Linked DNA regions of Homo sapiens: region 1 is linked to region 2. The links are chromatin loops, found by intact Hi-C in ENCODE. Cell type or tissue: sigmoid colon. All regions are shown on one strand. Links, peaks and the distances in the headings refer to the core of each region. The heading gives the core; the rest is flanking DNA.

Region 1 (15,491 bases), core at 3,420-11,419, 55 kb before region 2:
TCAAATGTGATCTCATCAACATTTAGGGCAGTATCCTTTGGAGGTTATTGTTGCCCCCTTTTTTACAAATGGGCACTTTGAGATAAAAGCAGGCCACATACAAGCTATTGGCAGAACCCAGGAGTCCAGCTTTTGTGCTGTGGGTTCCATCTGCTATGTGTCTCTCCCAGTCATAATTAGGATGATCAAAAAATTCAGATATAACCTGCTTACCCCTCTCAACCAGGGCAAATCAGAAACAGCTCCATAGACAATTGGGTTAAGTTTCCAACTCAAATGTTGAATGATCTATGCAGAATATAAAGGCGTTTACAAGCCAATGACTGATACAGATGCAGCAATAACATACCTTTCCCCAGTCCTCTCTTTGCTGTAAGGCACCCACTGAATATCTTACACCTCTCTGGATAGCAGGAGTTACAGCAAATTCTGCATATGCCCTCCCACATTTAGCACATGCAGGGCTCATCCAAGAATTTTAGCAGCAGGGGATGATAGAGTTTGTTCTCTGGTTCTTTCTGACTGTCTCTGCCCTGATAGTGCCTAGTACCTGAGTGGCCCTTCCTCTGTCCTCTAATCCCACTGGATTGCACGTGCCTTTTAGCACTGGAGGTTCTGAAAGCCAAGCAAGAACTCCTCCTAATGGCATTCAGTACCTCTTTCTTCCCAGTCCCAGGAGGGGTTTCCCAGCAAGCAGAGGGAAGGTGATTGTTTCTACCTCTCATTTAGTCCTTCCTTTCCAACTTGATGGTATACCACCTGCAAAGCTATCCCAGAAACAGATGAAGTTTAGGATGCCCGAAGACTGGTTTGTGACATAGAAAAATTGGAATTGAAATGAAACTGCACATTCATTGATATCACCTCTCCTTTGTGAGTCTGGACCTAATAGAGTGGAATGAACAACAATACTGAAATACCAAACTTATTTATGCATTTAAGTCACCAAGTGATTTGGGTTTTTGTATCAGGGATGGTTGTTGCTTTTCCCTCTGCAATGTTAAACTACTGACCCGTTTCCTCTCAAATTCCAGTTCCACGTTTAACTGAAGACACACAGAAATAAATGTGTGTTGGCAGAAAGACAAACCCTGAGATGAAGCAGGAGGTATGTTGGCTGATAGAAAGGCTGTTATTTTAATTTCTTTTACATTGCAGCAGTCTCAGATGGATAGTATCCAGGTAACTTGTAGCGCCTGCATCTTATTAAACTCCTGTTTGATTCAGAATTTACAGCTAAAATGCACCTGGAATACTTAAAGTAGGAACTAGACTTTGGTTCATTTGTTCTCAAAAGGGATGTACAAATCGATTGCACAACCTACAGCAAGTGGCATAAAAACCTTCAGAATAAGATGATGGCACGTTTTTGTTAATAACTATATTTCTTGATTTATAAATTCAACAATGCTAATTTAGTGTTTACTGTTTGACAGACATTGTGCCTCTATAGCAGGATGAACTCACAGGCATGTTTTCTGTACGTCTGTCTCTTTTTATTGCATGTGACAGAAACCATACTCAAAGTAGCTGAAGCAGAAAGTAAAGTTATCACAAGGATACTGGCATATCTATAGAAACTAAGGACTGGGATGCAGCTGACTCAAAGAAGAGATGGAACCAGTGTTAAATAACATTAAGTTAGTTGGTCTCACACTCTTACACACACACTATCTCTTACACACACACTCTACCACTACAACCACTAAATAGCTGCACTGTCGCTACATAGCCACCACCCACATGTAGCTACTGAGCACATGAAAGGTGCCTTAAGTGTAAAATATGCACTGAATTTCAAGGACAGTATGAGGGAAAAAAACATAAAATGTCTTAATTTTCATATTGATTACACGTTGAAATGATAATGTTTTGGATATATTGTGCTAACTAAATATATTTGACATTTATTTTACCAATTTCTATTTTTTTCATGTGCCTACTGGAAAATTTTAACTTACATATGTGACTTGCATTGTGTGTGTGTGTGTGTGTGTGTGTATATATATATATATATTTTTTTTTTTTTTTAATTGAGGCAGCCTCTCTCTGTCACCCAGGCTGGAGTGCAGTGGCACAGTCTCAGCTCACTGCAACCTCTGCCTCCCTGGTTCAAGCGATTCTCCCACCTCAGCCTCCCGAGTAGGTGAGCTTGCAGGCGTGCATCATCATGCCCAGCTAATTTTTGTATTTTTACTACAGACGGGGTTTCTTTTGCTGTGTTGGCCCGGTTGATCTCGAACTCCTGACCTCAAGTGATCTACCCACCTTGGCCTCCCAAAGTGCTGGGATTACAGGCATGAGCCACCACACTCAGCCTGGACAGTGTTGTTCTTCTAGTTGGTTTTCCTAAACATCTACAGCAACATAAATCTTCCCATGCCTTAGTTAGCCTGATTTAGTTGAGAAACACTGAAGGGACAATCAGAGACATATATCACCAATCAAGTATATATCATTCTATTTCATCCTTTTCTCTCTCCTTTACTGTCCCTCATAATTTCTACATGAGCCGAACACACACACTTCTTTTTGAAAGTGAATGTATATATTCACTCACTTCAAAAATACTTACTGAACCCCAATTCTATGCTAGGTCTTACATCAGGCGGTGAGGATACAAAGTCCCTGCCCTCACAGAGCTTCCTTTCTAGCAGCCTCAGCCACTTTTAGCTTGTTTTCATGAATGGAGCCCTGATGTGGGAAGTGCACCTCCCAGCGTGGCTGCATCTGGTCCAGGCTGAATGATTAACCCTTATAGTGAGTCTAAGTTGAATGAAAACTTGGATTTTCAGAGTCGCCATTAATACCATGTTGTCAAGGGAGATGGCAAACGATGTTGTTATTCACAAGTCGGGAGCCTTCAATGATGTAAATTTGTATTTCTCTTCCCATTTTTATGGAGCCATATTTCAGAATTCAGAAATGGAACTATGGAAATATGGCTCTCCCCGTCCCCAAAAAGAGTCCTTCTTCTAGACTTCTTGACAATATGTGTGAGGAAGCCTCTGGATTCAGTTGTTTTGTTTTTTTAAGTAACTTTTTAAATGAAGTATAATATGTAAACAAAAAAGTGTGTACATCGTAGTGTATAGCTCCATGAACTTTCTCACTGAGCACACATGTAACCAGCACCCAGATTAAGAAACATAACATTAATAGCGCCCATGGAAGCTCCTCCTTCCTGTCATGACCCCATCCCACCCCTCCACCCTCATCCCAAAGGTAACTAACTACTATCTGGACTTCTACAACCATGGATTAGTTTTGCCTGTTTTTGAACTTTATATAAATGGAGTCATATAGCAGGTTCTCTTTGGTACTATTTTCTTTTACTCAATGTTATGTTTATGAAGTTTATTCATGCTGTTTTATTAACCCATAGAAAATATAGATAGCTCCCAAGAAGAAACATAAAAATTATAATCCTACTACATTAATATGTCAGTGTTTGTCCTTCTAGCCACTTTTCTATGTATATACTTATGTTAACTTTTTTTCCAAAATTAGACCATAGTGTGCATACTACTTTGTGATTTGCTTTGTTGTTTGATATATCAGATCTACCAATGTGTTCTAAATGTTGGTCGTTGTAATGAGGCTATATTCTGAATTGACTAATAGGTAATACAGAAAAGTAGAAAATTATTTTTTAAGTACCCATAAGTATTTATATTAATCATTTTGTCCGATGTAGATTTGATCCGTCTCAGTCAGGCTTCCAAAAGACTTCCAAATAAAGGTAGCGAACAAATGGATCACTGATTGCTAGGGAAATCTGGTAATCAAGACCAAGTTGGGCCTCTTGTTTCTCAATGAATCTTCTAAATCACTCTCTACTGTTTTAAACCTAGGTATTCTGCGAATATGTAACAGATTAGGAACTGAATAATTCTGAGAATGGCTTGTTAGAGTCTCTGTTCAACTCTTGGCTTACTCTATAATCTGAGACAAGTCTGTAAAATGTTCCTTATTTCTCAGACGAAGAGCCTCATCTCCACATCTGTTTGGGATCATAAGAAATAATACTTACATAACATTTTGGAATCCTTGAATGAAAAGTTTTTTGGAGTTGCTGACTGTTCCTAAAATTTCCTCAACTAACATTGTGGAAATCCATTGTTGTGGATATAGTTGCTGAGCTAGGTCATAACTAGATTGCAAATCTTGAGTAGTGGAAAAATCTACGCCTCGAAGTTCTGGTCATTTATTTTAAAAGCTATTCATTTATTCCTAGATGTTCATACTGTGAGCTTAGCCTGTTATCATTTTGGTTTACTTGCTAAATATTCACATTTGGGGTCTTCATCCTTACCCATTTAGGATTGTATCTATTGGCATATGCCATTGGATTTGTCTGAGTGAGGTCACCTGGAACACTAGTGTTCTGACATTGAGTTTACACTGCAGGGATGAGAGAAGTAAATATTCCTATTAGTCAGTAAGGTTTGAATTTATAGCCTGAGACTCCTCAGACACTGACTGTCTGGGACCCTTGGAGACAGACCAGCATTGAATGAAACTGAAAGGTAGAGAATATACTGTGGCTGGGAAAAGTGATGGAGCAAATCTATGCAGAGATACAATAGTAGGATATTTAAGAGTTGGAAGGGATATTAGAGGCCCTGTGGTCATACTTCATTTTTCAGTTGGGGAAACTGAGGCTTAAGGAGGTCACAGAATGAGTTAGTCACAGAGCTGGGTTAGAAGCTTACTTTAGTGTTTCACCAACTACTCAGATGTCTGCACTACTGAGATACATAGAGAAAGAGCGTCAGAGGAAGGATTAGGGTGTCCTCTAGACCTCATTACACTAATGCAGTCCCTGGTAGGATCTAAAGACGTACTTGTCTCCAAGACACCTGACAAGCTGAGAGTATTGATTCATTCTTTCCCAACTTGGGATTGCAATGGTGAAAGGAATTTGGCATTTTATCTAATCAGCATTGGAAACTTGGCTTTCTTTTGGAGAATTCAAAAGTTCAGTTTAGGATATGTTCACAAGATACTTTCCTCCAGAATTAGGTGGGAGATAAATTATTAAATTTATGAGACTTGTCTTTCTTTCTTTCTTTCTTTCTTTCTTTCTTTCTTTCTTTCTTTCTTCTTTCCTTTCTTCTTTCTTTTCATGTAGCATTTCTTTTTCACATTGTTTCTGATGACCCTTAACCCCTGCTTTTTAAATTCAGTTTCATTTGTGTTGTCACATATATATCAGTTGTTGAGTCTTTAGTATGCGGAGATGCTGAGCTTGCCCTTCCAAGATGTTGGAAGGTCAACTCACTTTATGGTCTAGGTCCAGGAAACAAGAATATTTCCAACTCGCTGGGGACCATCTTGGCCTTGAGCAGAAATGGGATCTGAATTATTACCTAAGAGACCTTTGTAGATTGTCACAGTTGGCAGCCTCAGGACTTGAGCTAATCCTGGAAATTCTTTAACTTCCCAGAAAGAAGGTTCCACAAGGGCAGGCTGAGGTCCTCAGAGAGAGCAGATGGAATAGAGCTTACAACCAGTTGCCTTTACAACTGGACTTGGAGATAAATAATAACATTATACCCATTTTTTTTTTATCATGAAGCCTTTGACTTTCAGGGGATATCTATTCTTTATTCCTTTTACCCTGTATGTGGAAAAAAAATGCTCTGTATGAAAGAAAAGCAAGCAAACTTGTTGACTCAGTTCCCATGGTGAATGCAAGGCAGACCAGGCCAATAGAAACAACTCAGATATTACAAAAATGTGTTTCTTTCTGGCAGCTGCACAGTCAGTCCTTTATATCCAGTCACTGCAATCGCCCCATCACACAAAACCATTTCCAAGGTCATTATTCTGGTTGCGGGGGCTGCTTCCCCTACAAATAAATGTTGGTTTTACTAAATGTCCTCTCTCTCCAACTCACTTTATGGCAAATGAGGAGTAGCAAAGCATCATTTAGGAAGAGAAAGTGTAGAAAATCAGAGAGATGAAATACTACAGGTTTTCTAAAGGCTCAGGTTTATCTGGCTCAAGCAATACAAATTACAAACTATGGCACCACCTGTATAATCTGGTTTTAATTAACTTGAGGAAGGTACATCAATGTTATTTCATTAAAATCAAATTCTGTTTAAATGGAAAACCACCACTACAGGGTACATTGGGGCATTGTTCACTTGGGTTTTGGGGTTGGCAAGTAAATCCTGTATTTAGAAAAACCCAAGCAAACCCTGTTTTTTTGGAATCTTCTTATGCTTCGGAAGGCTTGTCATAGGTTCCTTGGAATGTAGGGGGTGCCCTGGTGAGGACCAAGGCACAGCTCAAGATGTTGTTTGCCAATTCTTCCTTTTATGACCCTTCTAGTCTTCTGTCTTCCTGCTCCCTGCCTGTCTCCATATCTCTTTAGTGCTTGGCCTTGATGCCCTATAGGACTCTCTCTCCCATTTGCCACTTTGAACTGAATGATTTGATCCCCACTGGGTGGACAGTGGATGACATAGGGCACTCTATAAACAAAGATGCTATTTCAGGCTTACAAGAGGAATGAGGCCCACGTGATCACAAGGGGCTGGTGAATAATAGAACCCTCTTTTGAAACTCTCACTTCACCAATTACCTAAGAGCTGGGAGGAACCTGAAAGATCCTATAATCTACACACCTCCTTTTCCGAGGAGGACACTGAGATTCGGAGGTAAAGAAACTGGTCCATACTAGTGAAGGCTGTTTGAGTGGGGCCTCCCCATTTCGACTCATGCCCTTTCCCCTCCAGCCTGGTGCCCCAGTTCTGCAGACCTGTTGATTACAACACAGCCCACGCCGAGAAAATCCTGCCCTGTCAGCAGAACAGCTTTACAAGCTGACATAGGACATGTGTGTGTTTGGAGTCAGGAGAATGGCTGAGTTTTAGTTCCAGTTCTGCCTCTGCTTTGCTGGCTTCAGCGAGTCACTTCTCCTTCCTTTGTCTATTTCCCCTATTGGGAAGGAGAAGATAATTAACCTTTCCACCTATCAGGCTCACTTGAGTGTTATAAAGAATAATGAGGTGATATTTGTAAAGTGCTTTGAGCTGCTGGGAAAGAGGAGGGGGTGAGCTCCGTGGAAAACATTATTAGCTGGAAGGACTTATCAATTGAGCTATTTAACAATAGCAGAGAGTAAGGATACTCAGAAATGAATTCCAGGGACTAGCCCTGCTTTGAATTTAGGAGGAGGATTAGTGGGAACCTAATAGGTATTCCGCTTCTCCAGTTTCTTCAGTGCACCGTCAAACTAGGAAAGGTAATTACATTCTTCTATGTCGGATTCAGCCCGGAGTTTCAATTGGGATGTCAAAGTGTGCTTGTCCTCTATTCTCATACTGAGGCTGTGTTATGGTGTGATTGTTAAAGCCTTGGGCATCTTCTATCCCCTGGGGTAATTTCGCTTAGGAGCTATACAAAGTAATTTCTATGCAGTGGCTGGGCTGCTGTTTATAAGGTTGATTAGTAGAGCTTCTAAATCTAAAGCGCCTGGGGAGCAATTTGGTTGAAGCAGGGAAATAAAAGGCAAGGTCTTTATCATGGTTGATCTTTTTTTATTGAGCCGCTCCATGGGAATTTTCTCAGTGACTCAGATGCATCTACAGTGCAAAACGTGGGGCTTGGTGGCTCTTTGACATGGCAATGGAGGCCTAGCCCCAGGTAAAGGTGAACTTGCCAGGTCACTAAATATATTTAGGGCCCCCTTTTAACTTCCTTTACTCTCACAGAGGGTGATGTTTTTGGGGCCCTGAAATGTGTGGGAATGTTTCCAAAAGATTGTTCTGATGAGGGATCTGTTTCTGCAAACTCCTGCCCCACTGTTTGAAAGACCGTCTGCCCCAAATTCAGGTCTTTCTCATTTTTAGGGCCAGGGAAGAAGACAGAGGAAGAGAAGAACTGGGGGAATTTTGTTTTGAACTTGTGCAGTCTCTGTGGGCTGACTGAACAGTGAGCCAGGCAGAAGGTGGCTCCCTCTTTAGTCGGCAGGAGCAGGGCTGAATTTTATCAACATCTTCTGCAGGTGTAGGGAGAGGTCAAGATGTCATTTGGAATGATAATTTCTCTGATCAAAGTTAAGTTAAGGAAATTACAGTGATTGCATCTTTGTCCCCTAAAGTTTATGAGCCTCTTTGTAATCGCTGCTTCCGCAAACCCTTCCCCACCTTCCCAAGTTCTCAGGCCTCCATCTGCAGGGGCTGCTGGGCTTTTCCCTCCAGGAAGGACGGGCTCGCCAGCTGGCCAGAGGTTCCTGTATTAGTGCTGCCCTGTACTGACTTGTGAGTCTCCAGTAACAATCCTCCGGTGTGGCACAGCTACAAGCAATGACCAGGGAGGCCCACCTTGAATCCTGAACCTCTTTGGGGGCTGACTCAGTCCTCTGAAACTGACTCTTGGATTCCTTCCTGGGTTTGCCACCAACTCATTTTTGTTTTTCTCAGCAAATCACTTCTCTGCCTTGAGACTCCATGAAATAATATAAGGTTTCCTTGGCAGGATTCTCTGACCTTTTTCAGAGACCCAGATTTCTTGTTTATTTTAATTTGAATGTCTCAATCCTCTGAAAGCATTTGGAATATTTTCTTCATTTCCCTCTCCCAAGGTATCTACTTTATCCCAGACAGGGCTCCCCCAGTGGGTTTTGAGGGGAAGGATGCTGAGGCTTTGGGCCCGGGCTCCTGTCCTTTACTTCACCTCTGCCAGGGCAAAGACCAGCACTGGGCTGACCTCCCTGGGCTGGGCCAAAAGAGAAGGCTGTGGAAGCCGCACGTCTCCGATGCTGCCCACTGTCCTTTCCCTCTGCAGCCACAGCTGCCTCCAGCCCCCCTCACCCCCGCCTGCTCTTTTTCTCAGTGAGCCTCAGCGCCAGTGCCCCAGTGAGCTGCTGGGAACAGAGGTCCGTCCCCTGCACTGGCCTCGGCTCCCCGCACCAGAACATTCAGGCATCAATGGGAAACAGCAAGATCTGTCGGCATCCCCCCCTTTCTTCAGGCTTTGAGGGCCACATTCTCCACGGCCATCTGTTCCCTTTCACCTCTCTGGACAATGTTGCTTTTTAAAGCCAGCGATTCTTCCTCCTTTATCCCCTCCTCTCCCGCCTCCCCTTCTTCTGTGCTCCCACCCTTTCTACCTCTCCTCTCTTTGCCCGATTCCTATGAAATTAGCCTCTCTTAAGATAAGATTTGCCCTTCCTCCATACAAAGCTGTTTTGCAAACACTATGGGTTTTTGAATTTTTATTTTTACATTTTGTTTGAAGTGAGGGCTTGCTACTTTTAAAGTTTGTGATTGTCTTGTGGAGGGGGTAGTCTTTTGATAGGGATAGGAAGGGGGAGGATAGAAAAACTTTTTAGTCATGAAAAAAGAAAATACAGAATAATAATGAGTTTTAGGTTCCTGCTGGCAGGCACTTGCCTCTTTAAAGAAGGAATCCTCCCTTTCCTTTCCTTGATGATCAGTTTAAGGAAATTTTTATGCTCTCGAGGTCTTCCCACCTTTTATTGTATTACTATTTTGTTGTTGCTGCAATGTTGTTGTTGTGCTGTTTTTAATTTAGAGCCAGGGCTTCTGTGGATCTGGTACAGCGGATTCCTTTGTCTTGGACAGAGCCATATACAACTCCAGAGGTTCCTGGATTCAGGCAGAGTGCCCATGGTGCCTTCTAGATGAAGCAATCATCCTGACTCAAGGGCTGGACATCAAGGGGTGTTTGCCCCAGGACTGACCAGTGACTAAGTGTGTGACCTTGGGTACATCACTTTCTTTAAGAATAATGATGACAGAATCATTTACTTCAAAAAATTTTTAACACATGATTCTTCTGTTTTTACTATTACTTGGTTTCACAAGCAAGACGAGTCCGTGGTAATGTCATGAAAACTTATGGGTTATCCTTGGGTAAGGATGTACCAAGAATCCACCGTTAGGGTCTAGTTGAGCAGCAGACATGGGAAATATCTAAAACAAGGACGGACTCCTGGCTGTGGCTGCCTGTCAGGATCACAGAGCAGGGACACGGGCACCGGCAGAGTTGGGCTGACAGATTGAATCCTGTCTCTCCTACTTACTAGCTATACAGATATCAGTAAGGTTTTGTCATCTATAAAATAGGGGCAACACTAGAGATATACTTCGTATGGTCGTTGAGACAATTAAGAGATTTTTATCACGTAAAGCACTTGGAATAGTTTCTGGAACCTGGTCGGTACTATGTCGTTGTCCCTCTTCCTATCCCACATCCACATTACAGATGAAAACATGGGCTAACGGGTTTTCTGCAGGGCTCTTCTTAGTCTTTCACATTCACCTTCTGCTGGTTCATTTTTTCATTGCAGAGTGAACACTGATAAAATAAATAATGTAATTATCAGATTATAATGATGATTAACACAGCGATTCTATTTAGAAATGTCATAAAATAGTGAAACATCCTAAGATACAGAAAGATATATGATCATGTACTTCTGGCAAAGAAGGTGAACCAGATGTGGAGATGATAGTCATAGAAGGAAAGCCAGTCATGATTTTGGCAACTGGGATCACCTTACATATTTTCAGTTGGAGAAAACCTGGAGATTTATTTTTCTTTTGGTATCAATTTCTAGAAACCTGTCGTATGACTAAGAGTTTCCCAACAATAGGGAGAGAACATTATTAAAATATGCTTTTCTAGAAAGGCCCAAATGACTCTGAATAAGAAACTGAATATTATAATTTAATGAGGAAAAGAAAATGAATGGGATGTCCAGAAAATTGGGGCGGGGAGGGGGTAGTTTCCATGCATTTTCCCTCCTAGAAAGGGAGATTAATGGCCATTCTTGTAATATCTAAATGGCCAAAAGAAACAATGAAAAGAAAAATAATGAATCAGACTCTGGGGTTTAAATCCTGACTCTGCCACTTGCCAGGTGGCCTTGGGCAAATCACTTTCTTTGTAGCGCAGCTTCCTTCACTAGAAAATTGGTATGATAATGGTACCTCCCTCACAGAGATAATGTATGTAAGGTGTTTAGCCTGGAAAACAATAATTATCCCAAAGTGTTACCTCATAATTCTTTACTGTAATGTCTTATATCAACTGACATCTGAGATGTGGGACACATTACCCAAAGTTGGTAGTCTTGATCACTTTGCGGATGCTGGTCATTTGCAGTAAACCCATAGTTCTGTCTCATTTCTGGATAAGCATTGGCCTTCGAGGAAGAAGGAAATTGGTTTGCTTAAGAATTCATATTTTGCAGATGTGAACTGACTGGCTACTGACACCAAAACCAGTTCCCCCAATTAAAATAACCCTGCTAGCCTCAGCACATTTTGTTCATGAGCTCCCTCTCCCGCCATGAGGCGGCTGCCTGAAAGTACTTGACTGCCCTACCCTCCACTCCCCGGGGATTGGGACATGCTTGTGAAGAGATACTTGAGGAAGTTAAAGCAAGGTCATCTCCATTGCCTAAGCCCCACACCCTGGTAAACTGCACACTGTTTGGACCTTGAAACTTGTGAGCTGCGAATTCCTGTCATAAATGGAGTTTTCCTCCCTCCTGTGGCCCCAGTTTGTGGTGAGCCTTGTGTTGGCATGGTGGCCATGGGGACACCCCTCGTGTGTGTGTGTGTAGGCCCCCAAAAGGAGAAGTGTAGCAGCTTCCCTCAGCCTTGCCTCAGAAAGCCGGGTCCAGATGGCCAAGGAAGCACACTGCATTGAAGGAACTCTGCAGCCAGAGTGAATTTACCAGTGTGGGAAACAAAAACGTTCGGGTTCTGGTCTAAAATTCTGGGAGCAAAGGACACTGGGATTGCCTCCACCAAATGTCAACATTTTACTTCTTCCCCCACCCCCTTCTCAGAGCCTCGAGGGCAGCAAACATATGTGAGGCCAGCATTCCATTCCCTCCCACGCAGGAACATATGCTGATTCCTATCAGGATCCTCTGCTTCCCAAAGAGGCTGATGGAGATGGGGAGGGAGGAAAGCATAACCATAAATCCTCACACTCTGGGCAAGGTGATAATTGAAAGCATTCTCCACCATGACGTGCTCTCCAGTGCCAGGGCAGCAGGCAGCTGGGACAGCTAAAGCTGGGGAAGGCCTGGGCCGGGGCCCAGCTCTCCCTCTGACCAGGTGAATTTTGGTGGTCAAGTCACTTCTCTGCCTATGAAACGGGAATAAGGATTGTATCCATGTTGTGGGATCAAAGGAAGCACTTTAAGTCAAATTCATCAGATGCACTTAGGCACTCTGGAGTTTTCAAAGCACCTCAGCATTTCTGTCTTGTCTCACTTGATTCTTTTTGCTCCCCTACTTGCACTCTGTTCCTGCTGTCACTGAGGAAACACAGCAGAGTGTGAACTCTGAAAGCTGACCCTTGTTTGGTGTCTTGAAGCAATGCAGGTCAAGGAGCAAGACTGAGGAGGGGCCTTAATGAGGGTCTCTGAGTGAGGACCTGGGCCCGGTAACCAGCCCTGGCCTGTTTCATGCCCAGGCTATCAGCCGCCCCTCCTACCAAGTCTCTCTGAATTAATATTTTGGGTGTCTCCTCAGACAACAGCTCCAAGCAGATGAATTATGGCAGTTCTAAAGGGTATTTACATCTCTTCTCTCTATTCCTCTTGGGAAGCAGGGTGGGGGATTAAGTCAGTCTTAAAAACTGGCTAAAGGGCATTCTCCAGAATGATGTCTTCTGAGATTAAAAGGACACAGAGCCACATCACAAGATACTAGGTGGAGATTTTCTAATACAAATGCATGCATGATGGTACATGGACTGTCTGCGGGATCTGAGGAGTCTGTAATTGCAGGCAAAACAGCAAATGCCTAATACATGATTTTTTTTCAAATGTTAGCATATATTAGGATCATCTGAGAGAGGTTTTTGAAAATATGGACTCTTGGGCATCACCTCCAAAGATTCTGATTCATCAGGTTTGGGATGGGGCCTAGGATTCTGCATTTTACAAAGTTAACAGATGATTCTGATGTATAGAAACATATGAATGCCCTAGTAATTTCTCCAGAGATCCAATCCCATGTCTTGATTTTATATCAATGACCAAGTAATCTCTCTGGAAAGGCCAACCTACATTTTCCCACTAATTTTTTTGGGGGGGAAGGAGAGTTCAAACCTACAGAAAAGTTCCAAGAAAAGTATATTGAACTCCCCATATACCCTTTACCTGATTTTTTTTTGTGTTTTTTTTTTTTTTTGAGATGGAGTCTTACTGTGTCGCCCAGGCTGGAGTGCAGTGGCGCAATCTCGGCTCACTGCAAACTCCTCTTCCCGGGTTCACGCCATTCTCCTGCCTCAGCCTCCCGAGTAGCTGGGACTACAGGCACCCGCCACAATGCCCGGCTAATTTTTTAGTAGTTTTGGTAGAGATGGGGTTTCACCGTGTTAGCCAGGATGGCCTCCATCTCCTGACTTCATGATCCACCCGCCTTGGCCTCCCAAAGTGCCGGGATTACAGGCGTGAGCCACCAAGCCCAGCTCTTTACCTGATTTTTAACACTTTGCCTCATTTATTTTTATCTCTTGTATATTAGTTACCAATTTATTTTATAATATTGTTAACTTATTATAATTATCTTTGCTGAACCATCTGAGGGCAAGTTACAGATATCATATCCTTTCATCCCCAAATACTTCAGCATTTATCTCTTAAGAACAAGAACTTCTCTTACATAACCACAGTACAATGATCTCACCCAGGAAATTAGTATTGATACAATACTATTATATAATATACTGGCAATATTCAAACTTTGCCAGGTGTCCCAATAATGTACTCTATGGCAGTTTTTTCCAGGATGCAGTCCAGGATTAGACATGGCATTTTAGTTGAAATGTCTTTTTGCACTAATGGTTTTTAAAGCCATTGATGTTCTCCCAGAAAAATTTTTCTTCAAGAACATATTTCCTAATAAACAAATCATATTTCTTTTCTCTTCTGTTCTTACTGCTTGCAAAGAGCCAGTGATCCAAAGTGGGCCTGAAGCAACAGCAGGCTTACCCAGGCCTGATTCTTCACAAGCTAAGGCCTGGGCAAAGGACCCTCTCTCAGCCCTGGGTTTGCCTTGTGAGCTGATTTCCTGAAGGCAAACCACATGACTGCTGGTGTGTCCCCTTGCTGTTCAGTCAAGTGGGTGGCCACCTGGCTTTCTCCTTGTCCCAAAGTACTTCGTTGGATATGTAAAGCGACCAAATGTTACTTCACTGTAGTTTGAATCTTACCCAGAAAGAGTGACTGGTAAAGGACATGCCACTTTGCACCCTTCCCAGCTCTCTCCAAAGGCAGCTGGCTGAATGCACACTTCTGAGGGTGATGTTTTTTCCAGCACTCAGGGATATACCCAGTGTGAGATCAGAATCAGCAGCTGTATTCATTCTGCCTCAGCCAGTGCCATCTGAAACAAACATCAAGTGGTCAAAAAATGAGATGGTGACCATGTATAATACACAAGACTTATTAGAATTCAACTCTGGTATCCGCCTGCTGCCTCTGACTCTACAATGGGAGCAGGAAAGCAAAGCTCATACCAGGACAGCTGAAAGGTGTGGTCTGAGGATTTCATGGTGAACAGATAGAACACACTGTGGGGGAAAAAAAACATATTTTATGCAAGCATCTTTCTGGCTTGTCTTGAATGAAGCTAAATTTAAAGAGAAAGTGCCACAGATTTCTTTAAATGGTTAGGTTTTTGTTTTCTTTGTTTTATTTTGCTAGTATTTACTTAAGGGTAATATGTGTTTTCTGTAATGAGTGAATTTATTTTTAATTAAAAACTTATTTGCAAAGGTCAAGAGATTTCACTACAAGTCACCATTCAGGATTTTTTTTTTCCTTTCCTTAAGTAGAAGGTAGCAAGGGGAAAGCTGTATTGGAGAAAAGGTTCAGGGGCATGGCCTCCTGGAGAATGTTGGGAGTTGAGCTGATGGGAGGAGATTGCTTCTTTTTATTCAGACAATCTAGTTCTGTTCTTCTTATGCCTACTATTGTTTTCCTTGCCATCTTTGAGACCTTGATGATCGACACTGCAGACACAGCAGAGAATCCTAGTACAGACTGAAGCTTTTCGTATAAAGTGAGCATGCTCACTGTGATTCTGGACAGTTCCTACATAGTATCTCTGTAGGATAACATATGTCTTGGTTTTCTCAGGGCAAGCTCAGTTTATCTCTGTTATCCCAGTATAACTATTAAAATGTCCCCATTTCATTTTCAAAAATGTCCTGGTTGGATAAGAACTTAAAGTATTTTGTTAAGACTCTGGGAAACTGAAGGTATTTTCTCCCTGTCCATGAGCCAGTGGAGTTGTTGAGTGATTTGTGCTGGTGCATACCAGTCTCTAGCCTAGTGGATGGCTCACCCCCGCTTCTCCCCTACCTTGTGCTATGGAGGATCCATCCCTAACTCTTGCATTCCAGAGGTTCTGATTGCCTCACTTCTTCCTGTCTTCTGCTTCACATTTCTTACCTTTCTCAGTAACGAGTTTGCTGAGACT
Region 2 (15,491 bases), core at 4,881-12,880:
AAGAGTTGGCATTCTCTGAATGCCCTAATGACATGGAGCAGAGGAACAGCTCCAAAGGCCAGAACTCTCTCCAGGAGGGAAAGGATTATTAAGCGGTTAGTGATGCATTTGGATTCTAATTCAGATTCCACCTCAGATTCTGTAAAGAGACTCCTATAACCCTCTTCTTTTGGCCTTATTTGGCTAGTAATAATGGTTGTAAGATTGATCTAAATCATAATAAATGTTGTCTAAGGCTGCTCTTACTGACTTAATGAATTGGAGCATTCTGAGTTTTTTGTGAGGATAGGCATTATCCAACTGCAGAATACATATTGATTCTTTTTCAAACAGGCTGTGGCTTTTACTTTGCAATGTTGCCCACATTTCATGACAACTTTCAGAACAAACTCTGTTGAGGGATGAAGATTATTGCTATCTGAATGCATTCATCAAAGAAAAGTAGAAGTGGAAGAACTATACTTCTGCCTTCTCATATTCTTCAGCATTGGGCCAAGAGTAGAAAGTAACCATCATTTCAGCCAGGCACAGTGGCTCACGCTTGTAATCCCAGCACTCTGGGAGGCCAAGGCAGGTGGATCACCTGAGGTCACGAGTTCGAGACCAGCCTGGCCAACATGGTGAAACCCCGTCTCTACTAAAAAATACAAAAATTAGTTGGGCATGGTGGCGGACACCTGTAATCCCAGGTACTTGGGAGGCTGAGGCAAGAGAATCACTTGAACCTGGGAGGTGGAGGTTGCAGTGAGGCAAGATCGTGCCATTGCATTCCAGCCTGGGCAACAAGAGCGAAACTCCATCTCAAAAAAAAAAGAAAGAAAGAAAGAAAGAAAGTAACCATCATTTCTAGTCTGTGGGGATCAAACTCCAGAAATTGCTAAATTATTGCATGTTCTAATACTACAGGGAACAGCTGAAACCTCATCCTTTTGAGAACTGGACTTGAATCCAAGCCAATATTGATTTATTTGGGATGTGTCTTGCAAGTCCACAAATGCTTTAACACAGTAATCACTAACCAGGATACTTATGTAGTTGTTTGATGACTCATAGAACTTTATAGACCTTGGGGTCAGATATATGTTTTATATGAAAAGAGCAAGATTTTAATGAAAAGGAAGTAGGTCATGTGCAACAATGTAACTACAGTTTCTGTGTCTCTGAAGTGTTCAGTTTTGTATGACATTGTTAGTTCTTTCTTCTGACCAAGTTTCCTTCATTAGCCTACAAGGGAGCCTATGAAGTGAATTCACAGCACCAGAAATAACATGAGAAGACCATAATTTTTTAATTATTTCAGAGATTAAGATTAATTTAGGCCAGGCACGGTGGCTCACGCCTGTAATCCCAGCACTTTGGGAGGCCGAGGTGGGTGGATCACGAGGTCAGGAGATCAAGACCATCCTGGCTAACACGGTGAAACCCCGTCTCTAGTAAAAAAACAAAAAATTAGCCGGGCGCGGTGGCAGGCACCTGTAGTCCCAGCTACTCGGGAAGCTGAGGCAGGAGAATGGAGTGAACCCGGGAGGAGGAGTTTGCAATGAGCCAAGATGGCGCCACTGCACTCCAGCCTGGGCGACAGAGCAAGACTCCATCTCAAAAAAAAAAAAAAAAAAAAAAAGATTAATTTATGGATTCTAGTATATAACATACATACATAAACTACTGTCTTCATATGTGGGTACCTGGAAAAATTTTTCCATTGCAAAAAAGATAATGTTATTCTAAAGTAAAATTCTAGCTCTGTTTCTAATTAGATATGTGATCTTGGACAAATGACTCTGAGTCACAGGTTCCCCTTCTATAAGAGAATTTCATGATCTAGAAGATGATTTCACTTTCTGGTTCTATGAAGAAGAAGCAATGCCATGCTATACCTCAGTTACTATTTTATACAGTGGGAAAAGTCTCATTATCAACGGGCGCTGGCCACATTGTTTGTGCTAAACCATAGGATATAACCCTAACACTCTGCTCAGTTATTTATTTGGCTGACGACTTCCTCTTGTAATACTTCTTGACAGGTGGTCAGAGGAATACCTCTTGGAATCCACTGGCAGAGCTTGTTAAAAATTCAGATTCCTGGACTTCCCAGACTAAATCAGCAGCTTTGGGGGTGGGTCTAGAAATCTGCATTTCTACATTGCTGGGCAATTCTTAAAGATACAAAGTCTGAGATCCATGGCCAGTCAACAGCACGTAGTGTTAATATATTCTATGATGTGAATTACTTTAACTCTCTTTACTCTGCGTCCAGTCTGCAGGGTCTTAGCCCAGGGCCTACTACTGACTGGATGATTTGGTCACAACCTTTCTCTCTCTAGGACTGTTTTCTTATTTATGAAATATGGGGTCTGGAGTATTAGTCTCTAAGGAATCTTTGTGTTCTAACAGTTCATGAAAATAGTTCTCTAGCAGCATCTGAGAGAGTTACTGAAACTACCTTAACAAATCCTATTTCTTGAGTGCCTACTATGTAGTAGGCATTGTGCTTTTTTTTTTTTTTTTTTTTTTTTTAGCTAGAGTCTCGCTCTGTTGCTAGGCTGGAGAGCAGTGGCGCGATTTCAGCTCACTGCAACCTCCGCCTCCTGGGTTCAAGCTATTCTCCTACCTTAGCCTCCTGAGTAGCTGGGACTACAGGTGCATGCCACCATGCCCAGCTAATTTTTGTATTTTTAGTAGACATGGGGTTTCACCATGTTGGCCAGCATGGTCTCAATCTCTTGAGCTTGTGATCCGCCCGCCTCGGCCTCCCAAAGTGCTGGGATTACAGGCATGAGCCACTACACCCGGCCGGTGCAGCTTTTATGTATGTTTCATTTATTCTTTATGCTAACCTGTGATATTATTATTATTATTATTATTATTCACACTTAACACTTAAGGAAGTGGAGGCTGTGAAAAGTTAAGTAACTTGTCCAAGCCGACTTAATCAATAAGAGGAGCTGCAGTAAAGTGGAATGAAACTGGGGCTGTGAACACCTAAAGAATGACCCAGGTTGTTGCTCCCCCTGAAACTTCACAAGGCCTGGGCCTCATGCAGTGCACTGCTCATTCACCCTGTGTTCCACTCTCCCAGCAAAGGAGTCCTGGTTTTGGTTTCTTTCGATGTTTACTTGGCCTCTTGCTTAAGCATTTGCCTTTCCTCCTCAATAACAGTGAAAGGACTGAAAAATAATAAAATAAAGAAAAGAAAATCCCAGGGCTGGAAACATTTTGTTTCCTACAAAAAGAATATTTTGCGGCCAGCTCTGTGGTTGAAAGTATTTTTCCTGTGGTCTAGGGATGAGTTGGATCCCATCTCTTCTTGGCCAGGGTCTGAGAACTTAGCCTGTGGCTTCCCATCGAGTCAGCACATAGCATGCTATTTTTTGAACGAGTGTCTGATGATGTTGAATGTGTTCACGAGTGGACGAATAGGTCTGTTTGGGTGTATAAGAAATGTGCGCATGTGCCTCTGACTCTTCCAGGGCAGAAGGAACCTGGGAGTGGTTTTCCACATGCTATACATATCAACGTAGCTTTTAAGTTTTCATCACTCACATGATGACCAAAAAAATTCAGATGCTGACAAATGAGAGGAGGGTGATATGTGAGCCTTATGTGGATTTGCAAGTAATCAGAAAGCCAGGGAATCTAAGATTCCCTATCACATTTCTTTCCATTTTCAAATGGAAAATGTCACATTTCTTTCCATTTTTCAAATGCTCAAAACCAAGACATGGGGTTGGTTTTATTATGGCAGGGTGGTCTGATGGTAATGCAGAAGATGGGAATTCTGAGAGCTGCCCCAGCTTGTCCACCTTCAGCCTTTGGGACACCAACTTTGCCTAGCCTTGAATAAGTCACTTTTTCTCAAGGACTGCATTTTCCTATATGAAAACATGAATTTGTGTTTAAAAAAAAAAAACAAAACTTTCTGCTTTCAAGAATAAAAGCTTCTCTAGTGAGGGATGAATTTTGAATATTCAAACCGAATTCATGGATAAGAAATAGTAGTGCTAGGTACCTTTTCTTTACTCATAAAGCATTATGTACTCATATTTGTATGCTTCCAGTATGACTTTGAAGTGTATATTAGTGCCTAGAACTTTTCAGCCTGTTCTCCATGGCATGGCCTTCATGATTCTATCTCTTACATTCTTGTAAAGAATGAAGAACGGGTGTTCTCTGGACTCTCATTGCACATGGTTTTATGTTCAGTTACCTGCTGACTGCCTCCCTGTCATGCCAGCTGCAAGTCACAGCACAGTGCCTGGCACAGAGCAGATGCCCAACTTGTATTTGTTGACTTAAATAAAACTTCTCCAAAGATGACAAGCTACTGTTTGTAACTTCAGTATTCTCTTGTGCGAAGTCCTCTACATAGCTCTCCATTCAGGGACATTTCTAGAGCTCAAATCATCATGACTTCCAGGAAGAAAAGTTGTAGTCACTGGATTAGGGGGCATTGTTTGAGGAAATAAGCAAATTCCACAGGTGGAAAGAATTGTGAATTGTGTGTGTGTGTGTGTGTGTGTGTGTGTGTTTTGAGGTGAAAGAGGTTTAGGGAAAATTTGAAAAGCTATTGGAATGGAAATTAAACCATCCAGAGTGTTTTATTTTAGAGGGATAGGGTTTAAGATAGACTCAGCAGTGGTGGCATTGGCCACAGGGCTGCACCTACCCTGGGATGCAGAAACTGGCCCATCCAAGTCAGCTCCATGGGAAAGAATGACCACAAAGTGATCAGGGGTCACCAGTGAGAAAAACTGGCATTTGCTGTATTTTGTCACACAGGACAGTAGAACTGTTCTCACAGTAGGAGCAGGGATGGGGTGGAGGTGGTGGTGGTGATTTTAGTAAACCAGTTTTCTGGTGATGGGGGGGCATATTTCTGTTTTTACCCCTTAATAATGAGACAGCAACCCAAATAACAGATCCCTCAGTACACTGAAATGCCAAGGCTAAATGAACTGGTGGAACTTTGTGGCTTTGGCTCTTGGCCCACAGGCATATCCGTGCATTAGAGCCATGGCTTGGCAGTAGACAAAGCAGCTGTGTGGGTCCTCGGGGAGCTCTCTGGCTCTGTGGCTTTCTTTGATATGCAACTGAACTTTGGCAAATTTTTCCTCTCATGGCACTGTTTATGAGGTCCAGAGACCTTCATTATGGAACCCAATGCCAACAGCAAACTAGAACTACAGGATGTCTTCCCACATTCACACTCTGCTTGCAGGCTGAAGAGTTAGCCCACAAGGCTTTCAACAAAGGGACAATTTAGGGGAAGAGACTGCAGAATTCTCTTCTCAGCTTCACATGGCTGTAAACCCATAGGATTGGCCAGACCTCTTAAACTTTCTTTCCTTCAGAAGGAAAAGATCTCTTACTTAAAAATGATTCTGTATAAGATTACTAATTTACTGATTTCCAATTCAATAGTATTTAAAAACAACAACGACAGTAACAATAATAGCTAGCATTCATCAAGTACTTGACCATTTGCTAAGTACTAAAGTGCTGTGCATGTATTAATAAAAATGCATTTATTATCAACATCTTTGTAAGGTAAGTACTATTATCCCCATTTTATACATGAAGAAACTCAATCCCAAAGAGATTAATTGTTAGTTGTTATTGGTCTTAATAATTATTCACCAATTTAAGGTATAATCCTGCAGATATAGCTTATAATTGACTGGCTTTCCTGAACCCCACCTTCCTCAGTCTATGACACTGGGCCACAGATACTAAAATAATTAAAATTATCATTCTTAATTGTTAACCCACCTCAAACTGTAACTGGGTCTTGATGAGTTTCAAGTAGTATCATCCTTATATTGGGAAATCTATAATTAAGACTTTTCTAAAGTCATGAGCAGGTATACAGAAAGTGATTGACTTGGTGAATGAGAGGGATCAACTATCCTCCAGAGCTTGTACAGTAGAGTGGAAACAAATGTGGTGTTGGACTGAGAACGGTTTAAGGTATTGGAGGCAATGATTCTGTTCAAGTGCCAAGATTAAACCAATAGACTCTAGAGGGGCTCAAAAGTGAGGCTACATGTCATGGTTTGACGTCTAAATTATAGCTATGCAACTTTCTTTCCTACCCATTTCTACTGTATCCTCTGTGCTTTCTATAATAGCCGCTCCAGGGAATGCTGATAATAACATTATCGGCTGCCATTTTTATGCCAGGCACATGATAAGAGCTATACAAACATCATCTTTATAATATGCTGTGAGGTGGGTTTTTACAATAACACTGTGAAGTGGGTATTACTACCCTGAATTTACAGATGGAAGAAATGGGCTATGGAGATTATGAAGTGCTCTGAAGTTAAAACAACTAGTAAATGGTAGAAAAGAGACTCTGAAGTGACTTGTAGCTACTAGTTTGTCTTGCCTCATAAACAATGTGATAGACATCTGGTATTTCTGCTTGCCCTTGATCTCTTACCCCTTCTCTCATACCTACACTATGATTTTCCTGTAAGGAAACATGCCTCTTCAATTTTTTTCAGCCTATGTTGTCTAGTTAGAGCTGAGGGCTGATTGTACCCACTGGGTTCATGTCTGACCAATGGAAGGATCACATTTCCTTTCTACAGAGATTGGTTTGCAATAGTTGGTTAACCCAAGCTAAGTTGAATAGAGTAAGCCCAGAATTTTGCTGAACAATAAGAGTTGCTAAATTGGTAGGATATAAGCCTGGAGCTCCTTGTGGCTGTCTTTGCCACCATATGAAGGAACTCACCTCAGAATGACAATAAATCAACGTAGAGAAAAACAAGAGATTGAGAGAATGTTCCAGGTGGAAGGAGGAATTGAATAATTGAATTAATATAAGATTATGAGGCCATCATCTGAGGCCCTGGATCCAACTGTGCCTCAGGTCAGTTACTCCTGACATTCCAGTTAAGTGAGCCAATAAATTCCCTTTTTTGTTTGGTCTCAATCACATCTCTGTTACTTGCAACAGAAAGAATACTAAATAATACACATATTAAGCTGGGTGCGGTGGCTCATGCCTGTAATCCCAGCACTTTAGGAGGCCGAGGCGGGCGGATCACCTGCAGTCAGGAGTTCGAGACCAGCCTGACCAACGTGGTCTACTAAACCCATCTCTACTAAAAATACAAAATTAGCCGGGCGTGGTGGCACATGCCTGTAATTCCAGCTACTCGGGAGGCTGAGGCAGGAGAATCACTTGACCCAGGAGGCAGAGGTTGTGGTGAGCCAGGATTGTGCTACTGCACTCCAGCCTGGGCAACAAGAGTGAAACTCCATCTCAATAAAAATAATAATAATAATACACATATTAGATCCTCATAGTTACATACAAATGTGGGCCAGAAAATTCTAATAATGAGAACCTGTATTGTTAAGTTAAAGAGTTTATTCCCCCATTAAGTAGAGATAATTTCTGATTACTTAGGTCTACTTTCCTGGTTCCTATATTATTCCATTCCTTTTCTTTTCCTCTTCCATCTTATGCATTTGCTGTTCTTCTTCCTAGTTTCCTTTTGGCCTTTTTATTATTCACCTCCACCACAGTAGAGAGAAAAAAAAAAAGCATGAAACTTACAATAAACAGCTTTTCTGGCTTATAAGGCTCTTTGAAAAGTTTCAGATGAAGAGTAAGTTAAAAAATATTAACTAAAAAGCATTAAACTTACAATAAACAGCTTTTCTGGCTTATAAGGCTCTTTGAAAAGTTTCAGATGAAGAGTAAGTTAAAAAATATTAACTTAAAAGCAATTACGAAATCATTTTTGGGTTTTAGTTAGCCATTCTATCCATGACCTTTTTTTTTTTAAACCACATATTAAGCTTGATGAAAGTCCTTGATGTCATTGCTTCCACGACAAAAATACAACCTTTTCTGGGTTAGTTTCCCTTAATCATTAATGATGAGCTGTAAAATATTCTTTCCAGTTCAAAAGTGGCATCAAATAAGTAACTAAGATGAAATTAGTAATAATTTTGGAAATGTGGTCATTTAGCAAGCTGATATTTACTGAACATCTACTGTGTACTAGGTTAGGCTCTGGAAAAAGCAAAGATGAATAAAACATAATTTTCAAAATCTAGCTGGATCGGCAAGTCTGAATTGGGAGTGAGCAGGAGGGGCAGAGGTGAGGGCTGAGCCTGGAGCAGCCAGTTGGCCCATACTGAGGAGGACCTTCCAAAGGCTTTGGAAAGTAGATACTATAGGGAGCTGAGGATGGTCTTCAAGAAGTGAAAAATGTGCTAATCCACTGGGGAGAGCTTACGGGTTATATACAAGGGTGTTATTTGTCTGACAGAGAAAACTCACTTTAAGATTACATGAATATATGATCCATATAGTCTACCAGGACATCTCTTTTATATATTGACCAGAATAATCTGAGAAAGCTGGAAGTACAGGCATTTAAGCCACTAAAGCTGTGGACTACAGTTCACCCTAAGCAAGGAAGCGAGTGTTTTTTAACATGTCATCTCCTGGATTCCCGAGGCTTTCTGGGTTAGCTCAAACCTGGGCCATTTAGCTTCTTATGGGCAGGGACCTCATCATGTTCATCTTTGCTTTCCCTAATGTCTAAGCCAGTACTTGGAACATAGGAGGTACTCAGTAAATATTTGTTGAATTAATATAACATTAAATAAATCATTCAGTTCTGAGTAGTCATTGTTTATACTTGCTGTAAATATGGTTTTATGTAATTTCCAAGTGTGTCTGCCCTTTTTAGGTCCTGTATTTTCATTTTGGCATAGTCTGCTTTCAGTGGCACCCAGCTAGAATTTGCCTGCTAAACAGAAAATCTCTGGTGACACCGAATTGCATATCCTGGCTTGATTGCTGATGGAGAATGGCAGAGCACACACTCTTATCTTTAGCTTGACTTTCCATGTATAAGAGAGGGGATGTTTTTGTTTGTTTATTCTGAAATGGAAAACAAAAAAGTAATGCATGCTAGTTGTGAAAAAAAAATCAAGCAATATAGTAGGAGGGAAAATCCTCTAATGGTATATAATCTTCTAGGCTTTTTCTATGCATATATCAAAATATTTATGTACTCACCATATATAATGTTATATAAACTACTTTAAAATTAATCCACACATTATGGATAATTTTTCATGTAAATATACATATTACTAACCGTTTTTCATAGCAGCATAGTATTCATGGTATGGATATACAGGAATGCAGTTAAGAGGATAACATAAAAATGAACGAAATGTTGTGTTCCTTAAAAACTCATATCAGGAAAATCTAAAGTATTTTCATTTCTAATTATTTTTAAAAAACAACAAAACTTTGTTTCAAACCAAAGAGGTAGCAATATAGCTTCATTTCAGAAATTGCTAACTCCGTGCATGAATATTGTAGCCGTGCTTTGCTTCATCATTAACCTTCTCTAATTCTTCTACCTAGGGACCCCAAAGAGCATGGTAAACATTTTACAAAGTCTCCTTAAAGATGCTGGTCTGGACTGAATGGATCTTTAAATCTAACTGTTTTTAAATGTCTTTTAGTAAGGCCCACCTTAATTGAGCTTTTTTCTTAAGATCCTGATTTTAAAGGGGTGGATGGCTCAGAAAACTGCTCCAGATCACCAAATAAAAAATCAAGTTCTGAACAGTGAGACACCTTTAGGCCCATCCCCCCAGCTGTCCCCAAGATCACACTCCTTCATCATGTGTCTCCTGAGAGTCAGAGATCCTGCAGCTGTGCCTGAGGAGGACTGAGGTCTCCAGGCTCTTGTATTGCTAAACCTAGTTTTTGTTTTTGTTTTGTTTCCATTCTCTTTTTTCTTGCCTTTTTTTCCTCTGTGGTGTCTCATTTCTCCTAGAGTCCCGGCTGACTCCCCTGGGGATGAATCTGCCTGCCTGTGCATACAGGAATCCACAGTGTCATTAGGGTAGTTATCTCTAATTTATTCTTCCTCCTTGTGATTAGAAGAACTCGGTCTGAATATTGAAGAAAACTCATGTGGGCTCTTGTCTTTGTGATAAAAGCTTCTGTCCCATAGTAATTAGGCAGAGCTCTAGTTTACTTCTAAAACATGATTAACTCCTTGGAAAGGAGGGGAAAAAACGGAAAGTTATTTAAGATGGGTACCCTAGGGGAACAAAGGAGAGGCTTTTCCCATTGTTATGCCTCCTAATTAGGCCAAGCCCAAGGTTGCTGTGTGTCATTCCAGGAGGCAGTGGCCTGCCTGGTAGGCGGATAGGAGCAGAGGGGTGACAGAATGAAGCTGACATCAGAAAGGCCCAAAAAGAGCTTAGGGCTTTTTTTTTTTTTTTTTTTTTTTTTTTTTAAGATGGAGTTTCACTCTTGTTACCCAGACTGGAGTGCAATGGCACGATCTCTGCTCACTGCAACGTCCACCTCCCGGGTTCAAACATTTCTTCTGCCTCAGCGTCTCGAGTAGCTGGGAATACCCAAGTGCACCACCACACCCAGCTAATTTTTGTATTTTTAGTAGAGACGGGGTTTCGCCCTGTTGACCAGGCTGGTCTCGAACTCCTGACCTCAGGTGATCCACCCGCCTTGGCCGCCCGAAGTGCTGGGATTATAGGCGTGAACCACCACGCCTGGCCAGGACTTTTTAAAAGACTATATCTTCTGAACTTGCCTCCTGTTCCACCTCTGAAGGGCCCTCGGGGAGAGACGGAGCTTAGATACCACACTCTGTTCTGTAGTTCCTCACATAGTTTTTCTCACTCAGAACCACTGAAAGAGGTTAGGTTGCTTTATTCCTCATGACTCTCTGTTTTGCTTGACTTGTTTATGGTGAACATGTGGTATTTACATAATCAGAAAAACATAAAGCCATATTCATAGTGTACCAACCGGGAAAGAGAGAGAAAAATTAATTGTTTGTTGGGACTGGCAAATAGTCTCACAGTGTAGTCAAGTCAACATTAACAGTAAGAAGGGTATATGGGATTATGAAACTGTAAAAGGCCCCTGAGGATTCTGAGCAGAGTTCATTCTTAGCATGACTGTGGGGGCTCAGTGCCAGGCCATGCTGCACCCCACAGAGGGCCCTGTCCAGACTTCTCAGCACAGGGAATGCCTCATATTGGACAGTTTTTGACTCCTGTGATGGTCAGTATTCTCAGCTTCAGGGCCCTCTGTTTCAGGCAAGATAACCTATTCACTCATTCTATAGAATGCTCAGCCTGATGGTATGTGTGTTAAGTAGGTAGACTGCCTGGAAACACAGATTGAGCACCAACAAATGATTCTAATGAGAATTTTAGAATTTTAAACTCCTTATATATCCAGTCTGGTTGCTATCAAGCTCTTCCTACCAAGTTCTTTCTGAGATCCTTCTGGTGCCTATACCTGTTTCTTGAATTATTTCAGTCTGTGAGCTTATTTCTATGAATTAAAGATACCTTAATTCCCTTATAATAGTTGATAAGTGAGTCATTCTATGGTTATATATAGTGTAAGATTTAGAAACATTCACATTAAAAATATTGAAAATACAAAAGACGAAGCTGACAGGTTCCTGGTTATACCCTGACAGCACTGGGGAGAGTTATTGTATAAAGTTCTAGCTCTCCTCCATCTTACTGAAACTAATTTCGTTTGTGCTTAAAGGAAAAGACAGGAAGGGTGCCCTGTTGTCTCTCTGTTACACTCTTCAACTCATCTGAAATCCTGTCTTGTGTTTTCTTCTTGTCCTTTGCCCTTGCATTTGCTGGAGGAGGACTTTAGGGAAATAGTAAGAATGCTGCGGTAACAGAGAGAATTAATTTGACCGTGCTCTGAAGAAAGAGCATGTTGATTTCTCACTAGAATTGGTTCCTCCACCCATCAGAGCAGGGCCAGGGATGTGGTACATTACACAAACCAGTCCCATTTGACCAGCTGTTTTTGGATGTGTCAAGCCCAGATTTCAGCCCCTTTACATAGAAACATGTTGCCTTCCTTGAATGGGTTCCTGTGAGACTAAAGAAAGTCCCGTGTGGTCCAAGCATGATGTAACAGGGATGTGTGCTTCAGAATTCAAGACACACCCTCTGAGTTCCTGGCATCTTTTTACTATAGTAATCACACAGCCATAGTCTTCCTTCTGTGACCCTTGAAGGCCAGAGCTGCCTTGCCTCTGCTGCATTTTCTAATGGGCCTGGACAGGAGGACCCAGCTCTGTTTCTTATGGGTCTTGTGGATGGCGCTGGGAAATCAGGCTTGCCTAACTGGATATACAGAGCTTAGCATTAACAGCTGGACAGAGCTCTTGTGCATCTTGTTTTTTTTGGTTATTTAAATACTCCTGATTTAGGGTGGAGAAAGGGAATGGATTTCTGTTGCTTGAAATTCCTTGCGACAGTATTTGTTTGCTTTAATTGGCGCTAGATTGAAGTTACCAAATTCAGATGATGATGAAACCAGTTCACACTTATTTGAAAATTGAAATTGGTGATACTTATGTTAACTTTTGATTTTTTAAAAAAACAATAAAAAATAAAATTTAAATGTAGTATTTGATGGCGATGAGCTTACTGACAATAAAGTCAATTCTCACTTCCTTCAGCATACCCAATGGTAATATTAAACAAATGGTAACATTAACAATTTTAGAAATGGTTAGAAATATGTACAGTTCTGTAGCATGTGTGTGAAGTTGTACATTAGCCTTGCACACATAGGCACTCTCACATGGACAGCAAGGAAAGGCAGACCATTGAACTAACTCTTTAGCCTTTAAAATGGGGCAAGTTACTAACTTTTCTGCAATTTTTATCCCCATAAGATTCTCTCATCATAGTGGAAAGAAACTAATATTTCTCAGGTTCCTATGACGTACCGCATTTTTCACTAATTTCTTTCATCTCTTTAATCCTCACAATAAGCCTATGAGATGAGTGCTATTGTGTTCATTTTAGAGATGAGGAAAGTAAGTCTTGAAGAGGTTAGAGTACCCAAAATCATATAGCCAAGATTTGAAGCCATGCTTGACCAGATCTAAGGTGTGTTACATTTTGTAATAATGATGATTGTACTTGACCCCAAGCCTCCTTTTTTTAGCCCCCTATAACCATGACTTGATAATAGCTAAAAAATTGTATTGAGTAGCCTTAAGAGGAGCTATTTGGTACATATTCACATGTGGGATGTGTGTGTGTGTGCACATGTGTGTGTATGTGCATAACCCTCAAACTGATATTAAGATAATGTTACTAAATCACTACCTAATTGGAGATAGAAAAACTAAAGTTCACAAAGAGTGCCTGCACTTTAATGTGGAGGTTTGACCACATATGTATATTCTTTCTCATGATTCATTTGAAATTATGTCTGTATGATAAACTAATAAAGTTAATCCAAAAAGACAAAGAGAGCATGAATCTTTTTGAGATATCAACAGGCTTCAGCAAATAATAGAACACATGAAGTGATACAAGATTGGCAAGAAAGAACAGAGACACTTTTGTGCCCTCAAAGTAGTGTAGCAGTAGAACACTTGAGAGATTTCTTCAGGACTTAGAAGAACCAGATATCATAGAAGACAGAAGAGACAAAAACAGCAGATTGGTTTAAAATTGTATATGAAATATATGAAGTAGCTGAACCCCCTTTTTCACCCTGGAAAGCTAAGTGACAAGTCTCCAACCCAGGATAAAAGCCATAATTTATCTTTGGAGAAAGACTTGGGACTCTAGACAAAGCATAGGACAAAAATGGGCATTTTATTAAAACAGGGGATTATGCCTGCCAGATGGTGAGTCTACAGCCCCTTTCTCTGCCCTGCTTCTAGAATGTAGCAACCAAACAAGAGATTTTTATAAATATCAATCCACCTCTGAGAAGGTATCTCCAGTTATTGACTCTACAGTGGATCCCACCGTTTACAAATGCTGTGTATATACATGGTGCTTTTAACTGTATTTTTAGTAAAAAAATATTTTATGTTTTAAATATGATTGAAAACCAAGGATCACCAGACTTTGGAAAATGCCTCTCATAGCAAGGAGAGAAGAAAATAGAGATAATGTGAGACTCAAAAGAAAACTTAAAGTATAATTAATTTCCTCAGAGAGTTAAAGATGACATAAGAACAAGAATAGGAAGCACTGAATTAGAAGTGGTCAGAAGACAAGGAAGAGCACCTGGAAATTAATAATATAATAGGTGACAGATTCAATTAAAGAGCTAGAAGATAATACAAAAGTGAAATCATTTGCTGTTTTCAATTTTATGTGTAAACATTAAGTTGATTAAAAGATCAGTTGTCTAGTGCTGTGAAAACTTTTAAAACAGAAAAAGGAGGAGTCAAAATTGAATAGGGGGAGATAACCAAGATAGATACTGAATCAGGATGTTTACATTTTGGCTTAGGAGACTCAATTTTCAGCATAGTGGAATAAGGCACTCCCAAACTCTACACCTCCATAAAAGTAACAAGAACATTGACAAAAACTTAAAAAAAACTTCTTCAGAATTCTGGAAATTAAATAAAGGCTCACAACAGTCTGAGGAGTGTTTATTTGAGAAAAAAAACAAGTGACTCTCAGGAAGAACAGCAAGACTTGTGGAATTTTAACTTGCCCTAATTCCATTCTCCTTTCATCAGTGCTACAGTAACCTTGCACACCAACAATCTTTATTTGTGGCATCTTTGAAAGCCAGCATGGTAGCAGCCACTGGAGAGGATAGAACAGGTTTGGAGCACCTTAAAAACCCCATCCCAGAGAATTGCTATTATTTGACCTGTCCAACAGCATGCTAAAAAGCTCCATTCTCAGGGCTTGTCTTTATTTGACTTAGATTCAGAACTTGGCCTGTGTGAACAGCACTATCCACAGAGCATTTGTCAAAAACAGCCAGTGGTAATTGCTCACCATCATGGCTGCCCAAGGCTCCATTACCAGGTAGTGCCAACAAGAGGCTGACCAAAAAATACAAAAGGAAAATCTGGGGGAATGAGATAGCTACAGTGGGTTTTATAAAGCTCCTACATACACCAGGAATCTAGAGGGCCACATAGATATCCAGGGCTTTGTAAGAGCTGAGAAAACCTGAAGATCTCACTTCCAGCTGACCTTGAGGCTGTGTGCAAGAAGGAAGTGAAGAATGAAACAGAGTTATATGGCTTGATGGAGTATTGAATGCATGCCCCAACATACACACACACAGGCTGAAAGATTTACTGATTCACAGCATTTAAGGAAATCTGTCATGTCATTAGTGGACCACGAAGTGGCTTCATGTATAAGGGACCTTCAATAAAATTAACTGACTGACTTCTCATCAGAAACCACAGAAGCCAGAAGGTAATTGAATAACATATTCAAACTGTTGAAACAAAAAGATTGTCAATCCAGAATTCTATATCCAGCAATATTATCCTTCAAAACTGAAGGAGAAATTAAGACATTTCCAGAGAAAACAAAATATAAGAGAAACACCTGCCATACAGAAAATACTACAAAGAATTCTTCAGGCTGAAATGAAAGGACACTAGAGAGTAACTCAAATCAGTATGAAAAAGTAAAGTGTG

The links. Hi-C counts contacts between places; a loop is a spot of excess contacts. Peaks named below come from ENCODE experiments on the same cell type or tissue, not always from the same donor. Only the 100,000 strongest peaks of a DNase experiment are listed, where the experiment ranks them.
Region 1: it touches region 2 in a loop (2.5-fold over the local background); 6 of 110 quality-filtered maps call a loop at or near these places.

What each region holds. Positions count from the first base shown.
Region 1 is chr14:68,386,079-68,401,569 of GRCh38, forward strand. All of the region lies in intron 8 of RAD51B (RAD51 paralog B), which reads left to right. LOC101927971 (a long non-coding RNA gene) reads right to left here. Exons shown (of 4, transcript XR_245776.5): 2 at 14,221-14,393; 3 at 11,102-11,188; 4 at 9,218-10,338. Among named protein-coding and RNA genes, the nearest start is that of RAD51B-AS1, 290 kb to the right of the region's middle. RefSeq lists an enhancer at 11,085-11,811. In sigmoid colon, for the core only: no CTCF peak of the experiment used is centred there; DNase peaks (open chromatin) are centred at 6,803, 8,233, 9,663, 11,383 and 2 weaker places; H3K27ac peaks cover 3,040 bases.
Region 2 is chr14:68,439,944-68,455,434 of GRCh38, forward strand. All of the region lies in intron 9 of RAD51B (RAD51 paralog B), which reads left to right. Among named protein-coding and RNA genes, the nearest start is that of RAD51B-AS1, 240 kb to the right of the region's middle. In sigmoid colon, for the core only: no CTCF peak of the experiment used is centred there; DNase peaks (open chromatin) are centred at 5,000, 8,492 and 11,918; H3K27ac peaks cover 1,983 bases.